Regions from separate parts of the Homo sapiens genome. Here region 2 is linked to region 1. A link is a contact called in ENCODE POLR2A ChIA-PET data. All regions are on one chromosome and are shown on one strand. The core of a region is the stretch at or near the end of the contact, and the rest is flanking DNA. Distances in the headings are between cores, read along the strand shown. Region 1 overlaps ADAM17 (ADAM metallopeptidase domain 17). Region 2 overlaps LOC105373418 (a long non-coding RNA gene).

Region 1 (6,916 bases), core at 2,110-4,609:
GCTCTGCAAAACAAGAAACAAAGGCTCCAGAAAGAAGCTAGATAATCTCAACTCCTAAGGGGTAGCCTCAAGTTTAGTCACTTGAAACCTATCCCTTTCCCAAAACAAACAAAACTGCTAAGATTTTCTTCTGGAATAATTTTATCTACTTCTAGGTAAAGGAAGAACTAAGAGAGACAGAAAGCATGATTTAGAATGTACAGGCCTAGGAACTATACTATTTGTGGATTTCAATGACATTTTTTTTTCTCATTGCAGAAAAAGGTCAAAAAGTAAACTGCAATTGCTTGTTTGATAAATTTTCTCAAATACATACGTAATAGGATCACCAAGTATTTTATCTCCAAGCTTCCCTGTTTAAAATATCATAAAGAAAGCTTACAGTCACTGAGGAAAAGAAAGGTTAAATTCCTATCACTTAAGAAGAATTTAATTTTAATCATTAAACCAGCCAGCTAGTATGACATTTAGATAATACTCATTTCCTTCTATTAGAATGTTCCTGCCTCTAAACTTATATACCTCAAAGAAAAGTCAAAGAATAGCACTTCTATGACACCCCGTCCCCACTATCCTGCACCAGAAAAGAATATGCAATCAAGTTAGATTTGGAGACCTAATACACCAGACACAGGGGCAAACCAACAAGCTCCATACTAACCAACCACGTGTCCAGTGAAGAAGTCCTGCCATTTTACAGTGTACTCGCTTTCGTTTTTACCATCCACCACCACGACCTTGAAATTTTGTGAAAAACGTTCAGTACTTGATGTCAGGTATAATTTAAAATGCCTGAAGAAAAATGCATTCATATTTTACTCTAAGCACACAAATTTTAAGTCTCATTTTCACATAATTAAACTTTCTTAAAAAGCCAGAAGCATTGACATTAATAAAACACTATGCAAGTTACAACTAAAGTCTTATTAGGTACTTAGAGCAATATATCTCCTGTAACGACAAATGAACTAATTTATTTAGCTATAAAAACAGCAGATCACAATAAACTCACACTAGGGTAAAGATATTCAAAGAACTTATACATTCATCTCTCCTGGAAAACACTGAAGAATAAGGAAACACACATGACTGCGTAGTTAAGTTGGAATCCTGATTATCTAAAAAAATTATTATCAAAAACTAATCCTATTATATACCATTTATTGAACACCTACTTGGTGTTAGGTACTATGCATCTATTATCCCCACTTCACACAAGTACAAATTGAGGCTTGGAAGCTAATCAACCTACTCAAAGTTACACAGCTAGTAAATGGTGAAACTGGGAAATAAACCTGGTTTATTTCAAAACCCTGTACTATGCTGTCTCTATCAAGCTGGGTGGACTATGAGAAAATTCTTATTGCTGTGCAAAATTAATAAATGCTGCTTTCTATATTTAAAAGTACTCATGCGGCCGTGCGTAGTGGCTCACGCCTGTAATCCCAGCACTTTGGGAGGTTGAGCTGGGCGGATCACGAGGTCAGGAGATCGAGACCATCCTGGCTAACACAGCGAAACCCCATCTCTACTAAAAATACAAAAATTAGCCAGGCATGGTGGCGGGTGCCTATAGTCCCAGCTACTTGGGAGGCTGAGGCAGGAGAATGGAGTGAACCCGGGAGGCGGAGCCTGCTGTGAGCCGAGATCGCCAGCCTGGTTGACAGCGCGAGACTCCCGCTCAAAATAAGAAAAAAAAAAAGTACTCGTGCTTTTTTTCCTCCTCAAAACAACATATCTTGCAAAAAAGTAACCCACAATTACAGTTAGGAAAATAAATACAAGGTATCTAAGACAGACATTAGAATATAGACTCCATTGGCACCAGAAGACAGGAAAAGAGGGGAGGGGAGGGGAGGGGAGGGGAGGAGAGGGGGAGGAGAGGGGAGGAGAGGGGGAGGAGAGGGGAAGGGGAGGGGGAAGAGAGGGGAAGGGAAGGGGAAGGGAGGGGAAGGGAGGGGAGGGGAAGGGAGGGGAGGAGAGGGGAGGGGGTATACACTTCAGTTCTTTAGTGGGCTTACTATTCTTTTTGTTGAGTTTCAGTCCAGTTCTTTAATTGGCTTACTATTCTTTTTGTTTTCTATGACTTTCCATCCTTACATGAAAACTAGGAGTGGTGAGCAAGACTTTCTCAAGTATTATTTATAGTCTTTCAATGTGTCCATGAACACCAAAGACAAAGAAAGGTATATTATTCATCTCACCCACAGAAACAAATTTTGTCAGCTGTTGTACTGAAAATATATTACTTCCCCATGGGATTGCAAAAGTCTTTAAACTACCGGAAAGAAATCTAGACTGGGACTATCTCCATGGCAACAAATATTTTTAACTTTTTGAGCATAACAAGGTAATTTTAGTTTGCTTGTGGTTTTTTAATGGTCAAAGGGAAAAGACAATAGAACATTATTTCGTAAATCCTTGGAACATTTTCTTCTGCTATCCTAAAACATATCTTCCCACACATTCTCAGTTATGATTTTTCCCTCCAGTTATGCTGAGAACTTTCAAAAGCATACTTATTATAAATGTCTTATTATTTTGTTTTAAAGCTAAGAGTTGCAACATTACTTAATGTTCTTTTCAGAAAGAAATCAGTGGAATTGCATTTTTCATTTGCTACATTAAGAATCTTTTCTAAAGATAAAGACCAAGCGATTATAAAATTCATGTTTTTTGATTTTCCAATATTAGCTTTTGAGTTATAAAACGTCCAACAGAATGTCAAAATTTCTTTTACTTTATCCTCCCAAAATTATGTGAAGTCATTTTCTTACAGATTTCTTTAACGTTTTATCTTTCTGACTTTTGACTTAAGAATTTACAGTAACTAAAGACCAGCTAACCAGTTTGAATTAACATTATTACCCTAACCATTTTTAATGGTCCATTTAGTCAGGTATATCACTTTCATTTCTTTATCAGTTCTAGACCTTCTCAAGTAATCTGATATATTTCACTTTTAGGAGAAACATTTAACTTTTTCCAAAAAAATTCAGGCAACATCAAAAAAGTATCAAAACAGTATATACTCCGCAGCTTTTTCGTTATTTAAAAATAAGATAATTTCTTGATTTTTTTTTTTTTTTGAGACGGAGTCTCACTCTGTCGCCCAGGCTGGAGTGCAGTGGCGCAATCTCGGCTAACTGCAAGCTCCACCTCCTGGGTTCACGCCATTCCCCTGCCTCAGCCTCCCAAATAGCTGGGACTACAGGCGCCTGCTACCACGCCTGGCTAATTTTTTGTATTTTTAGTAGAGACGGGGTTTCACCGTGTTAGCCAGGATGGTCTCGATCTCCTGACCTCATGACCTCATGATCCATCCAGCTCGGCCTCCCAAAGTGCTGGGATTACATGTGTGAGTCACCACGCCTAGCTGATAATTTCTTGATTTATAACAAAAAGGAAATGAAACTTGTAAGGCAAATTTTAAACAAGTTTCTTTTTTTCTTAAGTTACTTCAACTCTTCATACAACCTCTCAGTGTTTCTATGCTTTTTCAACCTCTAATAGTTACATCCAAATTTAATGCAATGATCTTGGTTTAAATTACTTTGCCTTCCACTGCTATCGAAAAACGGAATCTTCTCATTTACCATCAAGTAATGAGGGGTTTCATAGAGTTAATTCAGCCCTGATACAAACTGATTACTTCAGCTATCTTTGTTTTTGTTCTTGTTTTAAACTTTAATGACGCAATATGATAGAAAAGAAAGGGTATGGGCTTTGGAGTCTGACAAACTTGGCTTAAGTCCTACTTTCATTTACTCACTGTCCGACCTTGGCCTCAATCTTTGAATCCTAAGTATTTATCTACAAATGGAAATAATATCACCTAATAACTGAACGGTTTTGGGGATTAAAGGAAATAACCTATTTTAAAACACCTGGTATAAAATTCCATAGACTGTTAGATAAATTTCCCATTAAATATTTAGTATGGAAACTTTGTAAAATAAATTACATACTTCCCTGCTTTCTTACACAGAGAAAAGATAACAAGTGGCTACGATTTAATATTTTCTTAGGGAATCAATGTCATCTACGAAACTTGAAAGAGAAATATGTAAGGCTATGGAAGTTTTTGCCTCTAGAATACGGATTCTACAGGCCACTTCAAATCCAAAGAAACCCAAAAAGCTAAACTTTGAGTTCTTTTCATTTTATAGTTTCCTCACTCTTCCTTCGCTCCTACTTATTTCTTGCTACTATATCCACTTCTTCACCAAACTCTCCACCAGTATAGCAGAAATAACACAAGTTTTGGAGTCCAACCTTTGTTCAAATCTTGTATCTGTCATTTACTAGCTGAGTAATCTTGGGCAAGTTACTAAGCTGTCTAAGCCTTAATTTTTTTTTTTTTGTTCCTTCAAAAAAGGAATCACTTTTAGAGATAACTTATGTAAAATGCCAGTAAATTACAGAAAATAAGTACCTGATTAACTGTAGCTATTAATATTACCAATCTGCTCAAATTTGGTGTAAGTTGAAAGCTAATAACCAATACTATAATATTCTGACATAAAATCGAATAAAAAGAAGTCATTAAAAAATAACCTAAGGATAATTGCAATAGCTAGGAAAAATTAATTTGCATTAAAAATTTGCCTAAAATAACCACATGACAATGAACCAATCTCCTTAATATACTAAGCACTGCTACAATTCAGTAGTTAGAAAGACAAATTCAATAGAAAAATAGTCAAAAGAGATAAAAAGGCAGTTTACAGAAATATAAAACAAATTACTTACAAATATATAAAAAGATGCTCAATGTCACACAAAATGAAAATCAAAACAACTATAAAATGCCATGCCCTTTAGAGGGGTGACAGTTAAAGGCTGATAAACCTACTATTGGCAAAGATAACAGGAAACAGGTAAACTCATATATTGCTGCTGGAAGAATAAATTTGTCAAATCTCTTTGGGAGGAAAGAGCAATATCAATAAACATAGTATACATATCCTTGACCCAGTAATTCTCCTTCCAGGAATATATCCTATAAAAACACCTCATCAAGGTACACATTTACAAAGATACTCACTAGAGCACTGTTTGTTGTATTAAAAAAATCACTTTGGTTAAACAATATCCATCTGTAGTGTATTAGTCAGTATGTTGTTACAATTCTATGCAATAGGAATATTTATGCAGCTGTTTAAAATGAGGTAAATATGCTATCTATATCACCTATACACACACAGAGACCTATAGGCAAAAAACATGCATTAAAATATTTTGGGTCGGGCACGGTGGCTCACACCTGTAATCCCATCACATTGGGAGCCTGAGGCAGGTGGATCACCTGAGGTCAGGAGTTCAAGACCATCCTGGCCAACATGGTGAAACCTCATCTCTACTAAAAATACAAAAATTAGCTGAGCATGGCAGTGGGCTCCTGTAATCCCAGCTACTCGGGAAGCTGAGGCAGGAGAACTGCTTGAACCCGAGAGGTGGAGGCTTCAGTGAGCTAAGATCGTGCCATTGCACTCCAGTCTGGGCGACAAGAGCAAAAACTCTGTCTCAAAAAACAAAAAACAAAACAAAACAAAAAATTGGAAGTTTACAAAGGAAACCTCTCTGGGTCTGAGAAGTCTAACTGAGTTAGAAGTAAAAACTTTGCATATCCTCCATGGCTTGTTTTTTAAACCAGACGCACATATTCCTTTTATTTTTTAACATAGTTGAGAAGGCTTGTCCTATATAAAGAATAAAGATGGCCAGATGCAGTGGCCCCTGTCTGTAATCCCAGCACTTTGGGAGGCCGAGATCGTGGATCACTTGAGGTGAGGAGTTCAAGACCAGCCTGGCCAACATGGTGAAACTCTGTCTCTACTAAAAATAACAAAAATCACCCAGGCGTGGTGCTGTGCACCTGTAGTCCCAGCTACTTGAGAGGCTGAGGCACAAGAATCGCTTGAACCCAGGAGGCAGAGGTTGCAGTGAGCCAAGATCACACAACTGCACTCCAGCCTGGACGACAGAGCAAGACTCTCAAAAAAATAAATAAATAAAGAATAATTCAGTCAATTCTCCATGTGTCTGTTTTTTGATACTGAATAAAGCTTCCTAAAGACTTTAAAAAGAGGCCTGCAATTATTTAACATTTCAATGTGCAAAACAATACGTGGTATTAAAATTACTACTGAAATAGAACATATCCATCAATTTATGCTAAGAAGTAAGAGGAACTCAATGTAGAAAGAATATTAAATTTGGGCCAGGCATGGTGGCTCACACCTGTAATCCCAGCACTTTGGGAGGCCAAGATGGAAAGACCACCTGAGCCCAGAAGTTCAAGATCAGCCTTGGCAACATGGCAAGACCCTGTTTTTAAAAATAAATAAATATGAAGCAGGTTAAAGAATCCTGGAAACTAAGTAACTAGTTAGCTAAATAAATAAATAGAACAGTAAAATCTAGACCCAGCTCACCACCAGGCTGTGGGGTCCTGAACAAAATCTTTATCTCTTCATATATAAAGATAATATTTAGCACATGATTGATGGTTATAAAGTAGCACCAAAAACAAAAGGTTTTATAAGCATTCAATTAATTTAAATTATGTTAGAATTTTCTAAACATCGTTACCATCATTAACACCTCTGCAATATCTATTTACTTTTTTAAAAATACTCATCAGTATGAACTTTATTTATTTTATTTATTTATTTTTTGAGACAGAGTCTCACTCTGTTGCCCAGTCTGGAGTGCAGTGGCACCATCTCGGCTAGTGCAGCCTCCACCTCCCTGGTTCAAGTGATTCTCCTGCCTCAGCCTCCCAAGTAGCTGGGATTACAGGCACGTGTCACCATGCCTAATTTTTGTACTTTTAGTAGAGACGGGGTTTTGCCATGTTGCCCAGGCTGAGCTTGGGCAAACTCCTGAGCTCAAGCAATCCACATGTCTTGGC
Region 2 (7,161 bases), core at 3,432-5,931, 160 kb after region 1:
TTAGTCTTGGGTATGCTGCAGATGAGAGTCCAGGACAAGCCACCTTCGGAAGCTCTGACTCCCAGGAACCCCGCTTGGGTTGGTCCTTGTGCTCTGGTGGAAGAAGCTTGGGCGCTGTCCACTTCCTAGGCAGGTAACTTGGCATGTCTGAGCCTCAGTTTCCAGGTCTCCTCATCCCACAAATACACCTACAGATTGTGTGAGTGACAAGCCTAATCCTGCTGAGGGCTTGATCCGCGTAGATTCATGCTTACCCTGGACCCCTCGTCAGCTGGGTCCCTGCAGGAGAATTTTCTCCCAAGGAAAACCTGGGCCTGTCATCACTCAGGCCTGCACATTGACCCAGTTTCTCGCAGGCTTTCCTAAATTGCTTTCTGAAACAGTCACGAAGGTGAATCGTTGTGTGCAGCCACTGCAGGGACAAAGGCTGGCACGCTGGTCATCCCATTTCAGGTCCGTGTGTCCCATTTCACTGCACTGTCCTGTGCCAGCGCTGCCCAAGTCTTCGAGTGCTCCGTGGCCTCCCACCCCTGCCTCTCCGTGGGCGGCTTCTGTGAGGCCTCCGAGAAGCAGGAATGAAAGGTGACGTGAAAGGAAGCCGGGCTTGCTGTGGTCAGGTGAGGGCCAGCACAGTGAGTTTGAGAACATCTCACCTCCACAAGCAGGAGCCCTACAACCTTGGGACATTGTTTCATCTTCTGGACTCTCAATATTGGCTTTGAAAAAAATAAAAACACCCCTTTATCTTGTCTGAAGAAAGGAATATGAAAAAAAAATCCATCTCCTTTACATGGAAGATGTGAGGACCAGAGGAAAAAGACACACATACCAATTTTATTTTATTATTTTTTCTTTTGAGACGGAGTCTTACTCTGTTGCGCAGGCTGGAGTGCAATGGCACTATCTCAGCTCACTGCAACCTCCGCCTCCCTGGTTCAAGCGATTCTCCTGCCTCAGCCTCTTGAATAGCTGGGACTACAGGTGCCTGGCACCACGCTCAGTTAATTTTGTTGGTAATTTGAGTAGAGACGGGGTTTCACCATGTTGGCCAGGCTGGTCTTGAACTCCTGACCTCAGGTGATCCACCTGCCTTAGCCTCCCAAAGTGCTGGGATTACAGGTGTGAGCCACCGTGCCCGGCCACACATACCAAATTTGAGAGCTCAGTGTTTTGTCCATGACATGCATTTGCCAATGTTCAGAGCACCCAGTGGGTGCCAAGCCGGTGCTCGGGGCTGGGGTGGGCAGGGTGGGGGGAATTGCACTTCGCCGGACTGCGTGGTGCCCCCTTCCCCGGGAAGAGAGACTGGAACCATGCAGTTTCCATCACTGGGACAGAACCTACACGTCCTGTGCTGAGTGGCCTCGTATGCTTAGCTTGGTCAGGGGCTGGCGCTGCGGGGCCAGGCTCAGGGGCTTCATTCTCACTGGTCGTGGGCCTCCGCGCTGTTGGCTGCCACTAGAAAGCTTGTATGCCAGAGACTCCGGCTCTGAAGTTGGACTCCAGTCAATCTGCCCGTGCCCCTCGGGTTCCCCAAGAGCTTTCCATGTAGGAATGCAACTGTTCTCACGGAGCAAAGACAGAAGTGAGGGCCACCACCCTCTTTTCTCCTTTTCCTTTGTGTTTTATGCACATATATTAAAGAGAATAGCTCTAGAAGGTGTCTTGTAGAAACACAACAGCAGTTCCTGCCCCTGCTCCCTATTTCCCTCCTTGAAGTAGCCTCTTTCACTTTGCTTACTGATTTTTTTGTTGTTTGGTTTTTTTTAAGACAGGGTCTCGCTTTGAACACAGCTCACTGCAGCCTCGACCTTCCAGACTCAAGCGACCCTCCTGCCTCAGTCCCCCAAGTAGCCGGGACCACTGGCATGCGCGACCACTCCCAGCGAATTTATTTTTGTATTTTTAGTAGAGATGGTCGTCTTGCCATGTTGCCCAGGCTGGTCTTGAACTCCTGAGCTCAAGAGATCCGTCCACCTCGGCCTCCCAAAGTGTTTTTAGCTGATTATCGGGATGCCTGTCTATCTCTAGAAGACAGGCTTGCATAATTACTTTTTTTTTTTTTTTTTTAGACGGAGTCTCGCTCTTGTCACCCAGGCTGGAGTTTAATGGCGCGATCTTGGCTCACTGCAACCTCTGCCTCCTGGATTCAAACGATTCTCCTGCCTCAACGTTCAAGTAGCTGGGATTACAGGCGCCCACCACCACGCCTGGCTAATTTTTTTTGTATTTTTAGTAGAGATGGGGTTTCACCATGTTGGCCAGGCTGGTCTCAAACTCCTGACCTCAGGTGACCCACCCACCTCCACCTCCCAAAGTGTTGGGATATGAGCCACCCGCCCGGCTGCATAATCACTTTTTAATTTTTCAGTGTGGACCCCATCACTGACTTCTCATTCTGGAAGGTGGAAATTAAGCTCATTTTCCACCCTCTGCTACCCCTACACATGTGAATCCTTCAGTCAGGCCGAACCCCTGTTGTCTCTAAGGGATGGTACCACACCGTGTCCAGGAGGCCAAAGAAGAGACCCGGATCCAGTGAACGAAACGTAGGGTTTATTGAGGGCTTACCTACAGGACAGTTCAGGAGTGGCAGCTGGACAGGAGAACTGCTACTGTTTGTAAAAAGCGTGCAGTTTATGTAGCATTTTCACTTAGCAACCTCCACCTAGCAACCTTCATTTAACCCAAAACAAAGGGCTTCTCGATTCCTTGTACAACCTGTGTTCAAAGGAACGGACCAGGGGTTCAGATGCCATTTATAGATAAGGAGGGAATTTTCAGGTTGGCCACTCCAAGATTCCTTAGCTCAGAATGCAGAACACACACAGGGTCACTCTCAGGGTGTGCTTGAGTTATTGCTGTCAGGTGCATCTGCTATACACCTTCCTACACTCTTTCATCCCTATGGAATTATGATATAATTTTGGTTAGATTCATAGCCACCATATGTCATTAAGCCATGGAAATACTTTAGATCAGTTAAAAAATATAGTAAATATCATGACTAGTTTTCCTTCTCTACTCAAATTTTTGTTATCCTTGAAGTTAATAATTGTCTTTTTATGGTTTAATTTTCTGTGTGCTTATCACCAATTCAACTCCAAACTTTTCACCAGTTGTCTCAAGGTCCTCTCGAGACATTCCAATGTACCAGGCACTGCTAGGTTCATCTTCCTGAAATGGTCAGTCTCTCCAGGCACTTTCCTACCTGCGCCCTGTGTCCAGAGCGCACCTGTCATCCCAGCATCTGCCTGTGCCTCATCTAGGGACCACCCTCAGCTGCCTTTCCATGCGGGGGTGCTTGTTTTCTGTGCCCAGTGACTCTTTCTTGGGTTACCCCTCCTTTTAAAGGGGGGCATTCTCTAGAGGTTTCCCGAGAACGGAGTCATTGCAGGTAAGCCTTTTGGGTCCTTGTGTGTCTGAACGTGTCCTGTTCTAACCTCTCCCTGATGAATAGGTTAGCTATTTGTAGCATTCTAGATCATAAACCAGTATCCCTTGAATTCCAAAGTCATTGCTCTCCTATCTTTTAGTTTCCAGGGTTGCTATAGGATATCAAGCCCATTCTGGGCTGGGTGTGGTAGCCTGTAATCCCAGTAGTTTGGGAGGTCAGGGCTGGTGGATCACTTGAGGTGAGGAGTTCAAGACCAGTCTGGGCAACATGGCGATACCCCATCTCTACTAAAAATACAAAAATTAGCTGGGCGTGGTGATGCACACCTATAATCCCAGCTACTCTGGGAAGCTGAGGCATGAGAATCACTTGAACCCGGGAGGTGGAGGTTGCAGGGAGCTGAGATCGCACCTCTGTACTCCAGCCTGGATGACAGAGCGAGACTCTGTTTCAAAAAACAGGAAAAGAAAAAGAAATGAAGCCCATTCTACTTCCTAGCTTTTGGAAAGTGACCTGTTCCCGTCTCTGGAAGCTTGCAGGATCTTCTGTTTGTCCACAGTATTCTGAAATGTCCCAGAGATGAGGTCTGGTGTGTGTCTGAATGCCTAATGAGGAAAGGTGCACTCCGTGGCTCAGTTCTCTAGAGAAGACATTTCCAGTCTCTTCACCGAGGCAAAGACCCAGCTTCAGACCTCAGGTCTGCTATGGGGGCAGTGGTCTGAGCATTCAGCATTCATGTATTCGCTTAAACCTGCCATCTGTGGTGAGAGTGTATGTCCTCAACTGTGCCTGCATCCCCCAATCCCAAGAACCACTTTTACTCTTCTCCTGAGAAGAGACCTCCAATCTTCTCCTGGGGAGGGAAAGGGCAGGTGCTCATGAGTGAAGAGGGGACCTTGGGACTCAACTACTTTTCTGGATCCTTTGAGTCAATCCTCCTTATTTTAGTAACCCGTTTACTTGAGTGCCAGAGGTTCTTGATACTGTTGATTTCTTGAGAATTCCAAGGTGTGCATCTAGTTGGTTCTCAATTTTCTCTAGTGTGGGTTGGAGATTTTGCTTTCTGGGGCCTGCTAAGTCTGTTACCATTCTTCCATCTGCTTGCAAACATCGTGGTCTGCTCTCCTGTTATTTGTGTGTGTGCACGTATGTGTGTGCATGTGTGTGGTTGGATGTATGTCTGTGCATATGTGTGTGTGTGTGTGAATCTGTTTACTATCATTCTGGTGGACTTTTGGGAGGGAGTGAAATGAGATGTTCTGTCTGCCACCTTCCCCAGCAGCCTGGTTTCAATATTATGAACAAAGTCCAAAGGCCTCAGAGCACAGAGTTCACGCCACGAACCACCCAGTGGTTTTTCCATCACAGAGAGATGGTGAGCGCCTTTTCAGGCTGGGGGAAAGAGTTTAGAGAGAGTCTGAAAAGGAAGTAAGTGGGTTGCTATTGTGAGTCCCTGAGAGAAGGGTCAGAAGGCTGGCGAGGGTGAGGGTGGGAGCAGCACAGACCCCAGGTAGGTTGAGCAGGTGCTCTGCACGCTGTCTGGGACTCTGGGAGGAGAGGGCTGTGCAGGGCCTCTGTGCTGTCATGGAGCAGGATGGCAGGGAGACAGGGTGGCATGGTAGGAACAGCAAGATAAGGGCCTGAGAGATCCCTGCTTGCCGAGCGTTCCACAGCTGAGTGTTCCAGAAGACCGAGGGAGGGGACACCAAGAGGAGAAACTAGAAAACCAAGCAGAGTGAGCCCCACCTTAGGCTGAGGCCAGTGAGGGCAGAGGCCAGTGCCGGCATCAACAGGTGGGGACATACACTCTCCAGGGCACCAGATGACCCTCAGGAGAAGAGAAAGGGGACCCAGAGTCATGAAGCCATAAAGTTGTCAGAGCTGGGGGACCTGTAAGAAACATCCAGTATCCCAATTTTTATTTATTTATTTATTTATTTATTTATTTATTTATTGGGATGGAATTTCACTCTTGTTGCCCAGGCTGGAGTGCAGTGGCACAATCTTGGCTCATCGCAACCTCTGCCTCCCAGGTTCAAGCGATTCTACTGTCTCAGCCTCCCAAGTAGCTGGTATCACCCGCCACCACGCCTAGCTAATTTCTGTATTTTTAGTAGAGAAGGGGTTTCACCATGTTGGCCAGGCCGGTCTCGAACTCCTGACCTCAGGTGATCCACCCACCTTGGCCTCCCAAAGTGCTGGGATTACAACAGGCATGAGCCACTGCGCCCGGCCCCAGTGTCCCCATTTTAAAGAGGGGATTCGGGGGTTCAGAGAGGGAAAGAGACTTGTCCCAGGCTGCTTAGTCAGTGCAAGACACTGTTCTTTTTGCGATGTCCCTGAAGAGGGTTGATAGAGTAATGGTTTACTCATCCAGGAGTCCTATCCTTGGACTGACCCGGTTCTGTCTGTCCTGCTCTGTTTGTCTAGATCTTCATCAAAGTTATTTAGCTAAAGCTTATTTTCACCAGTTGCCCCAAGCATACGTCAGTATGGTCACGTGACTATACAAGGAGCTATTCTATATGGACCATAGGGGAGGGGCAGGCGTTCACCAACTGGAGGAGAAAGGACATCTGCAGCAGAAGGTGTTCAAAGGTGTGCACAGAAGTGAGGAGATAACGAACAGTATGTTTGGGGAACATAACTACCTTGGAGCCAGGATCTCACATTGTTCAGCATCCCGAGTGACACACTGAGTGGCCCGGGGCAGAACCGTGTGTTCTCGAGCTGTATGCATCATCATGGGCCCACCTGGGGGGACTTCTGATCTACACTTCTGCAGAGAACGTTCCCTACAGCCACGGACCAAGGCATCTGAAGAAGGCACATGCCTATCTGTGACTGGTTCCACAGTGACTCATCAGGTCTTAAGTTTTTTTAAAAAAGGCTGACTGAGGAGGTTTCCAGACCTGCACTTTTCCAGATGGTTCTGTGGGCTTTGGCCTGAGGTTGGGCTGAACCCTGCTGGAACACGGGCGATTGGAAAGGTTCACCGAAGAGTGAGAACAACTCCAAACCTTCTTCTACCCACCCCTCCAACATGAAAAAGTAAAAAGACTAGGAGAGGAAATGGAAACTCTAGCACTTCTCTTTTGGTGAAACCTTATGAAAATAAGTCAATTTCTTGCCTTTGTGCTTCCTTTGGAAAGACTTTTTAGCCTTTGGAGTCTGATGAAGCTAGGTATGAGTTTGGCCCCACTGCTGTCTGGCTAAGAGATCTTGGACAACTTACTTAACTTTTCTGAGCCTCAATTGTTGGGAGAATTGAGACAATGTAGGTGAAGTGCCTTCTGGGTCTATACTTGAGGTAGGATAGGGTTTAATATCAGTGTTCCTCTTCGTATTCCACTAAGGTAGCTTTTTAGCTTTCTTTGACAAGTCAGTTCTCTAGTTCTCCGTTTTCTCACTTGTAATTAGGACATCGGATTGGACATTCTCTAAGTTCCTCTCAGCGCCAGTATGCTATGACATTTTTTCTAAAATAAGGTTTGTGGACTACTTAGAACAGAATAACTTTAAGTGTGTTTTAAAAACACAGATTCCTGGGTTCCTCTCCAGACCTGCTGAAACTTGCACTTCCCTTGTGCTTCCTCATGCTTGGCAATCTCTGTTCTGTTTTACATCTTATCTACCTTGCCCATCTTTATAACTCAATCTAAAATCTCAATGCTGGGCTAATGGTAGGGCCTCAATATGTCCTTGATTACTACAACTCGCTGCCTAGACTGGGAACTACCTTTGCTGCCATCTTGGTTTCTTCG

What was found. ChIA-PET counts read pairs that join two places held with the same protein, here RNA polymerase II (POLR2A).
Region 2: POLR2A ChIA-PET joins it to region 1 with 12 read pairs in GM12878. The contact joins two enhancer-like sites. POLR2A ChIA-PET finds 5 or more read pairs at or near these places in 2 of 52 experiments (GM12878 and activated CD4-positive, alpha-beta T cell).

What each region holds. Positions count from the first base shown.
Region 1 is chr2:9,536,037-9,542,952 of GRCh38, forward strand. ADAM17 (ADAM metallopeptidase domain 17) reads right to left here. Exons shown (of 19, transcript NM_003183.6): 3 at 662-792. Among named protein-coding and RNA genes, the nearest start is that of ADAM17, 16 kb to the right of the region's middle. RefSeq lists an enhancer at 5,739-5,918. Within about 2 kb of position 3,360, at least 14 of the 41 ENCODE cell types and tissues checked have a DNase peak (open chromatin) inside an H3K27ac peak, as active enhancers do.
Region 2 is chr2:9,693,435-9,700,595 of GRCh38, forward strand. All of the region lies in intron 3 of LOC105373418 (a long non-coding RNA gene), which reads left to right. Among named protein-coding and RNA genes, the nearest start is that of YWHAQ, 66 kb to the left of the region's middle. Within about 2 kb of position 4,682, at least 2 of the 41 ENCODE cell types and tissues checked have a DNase peak (open chromatin) inside an H3K27ac peak, as active enhancers do.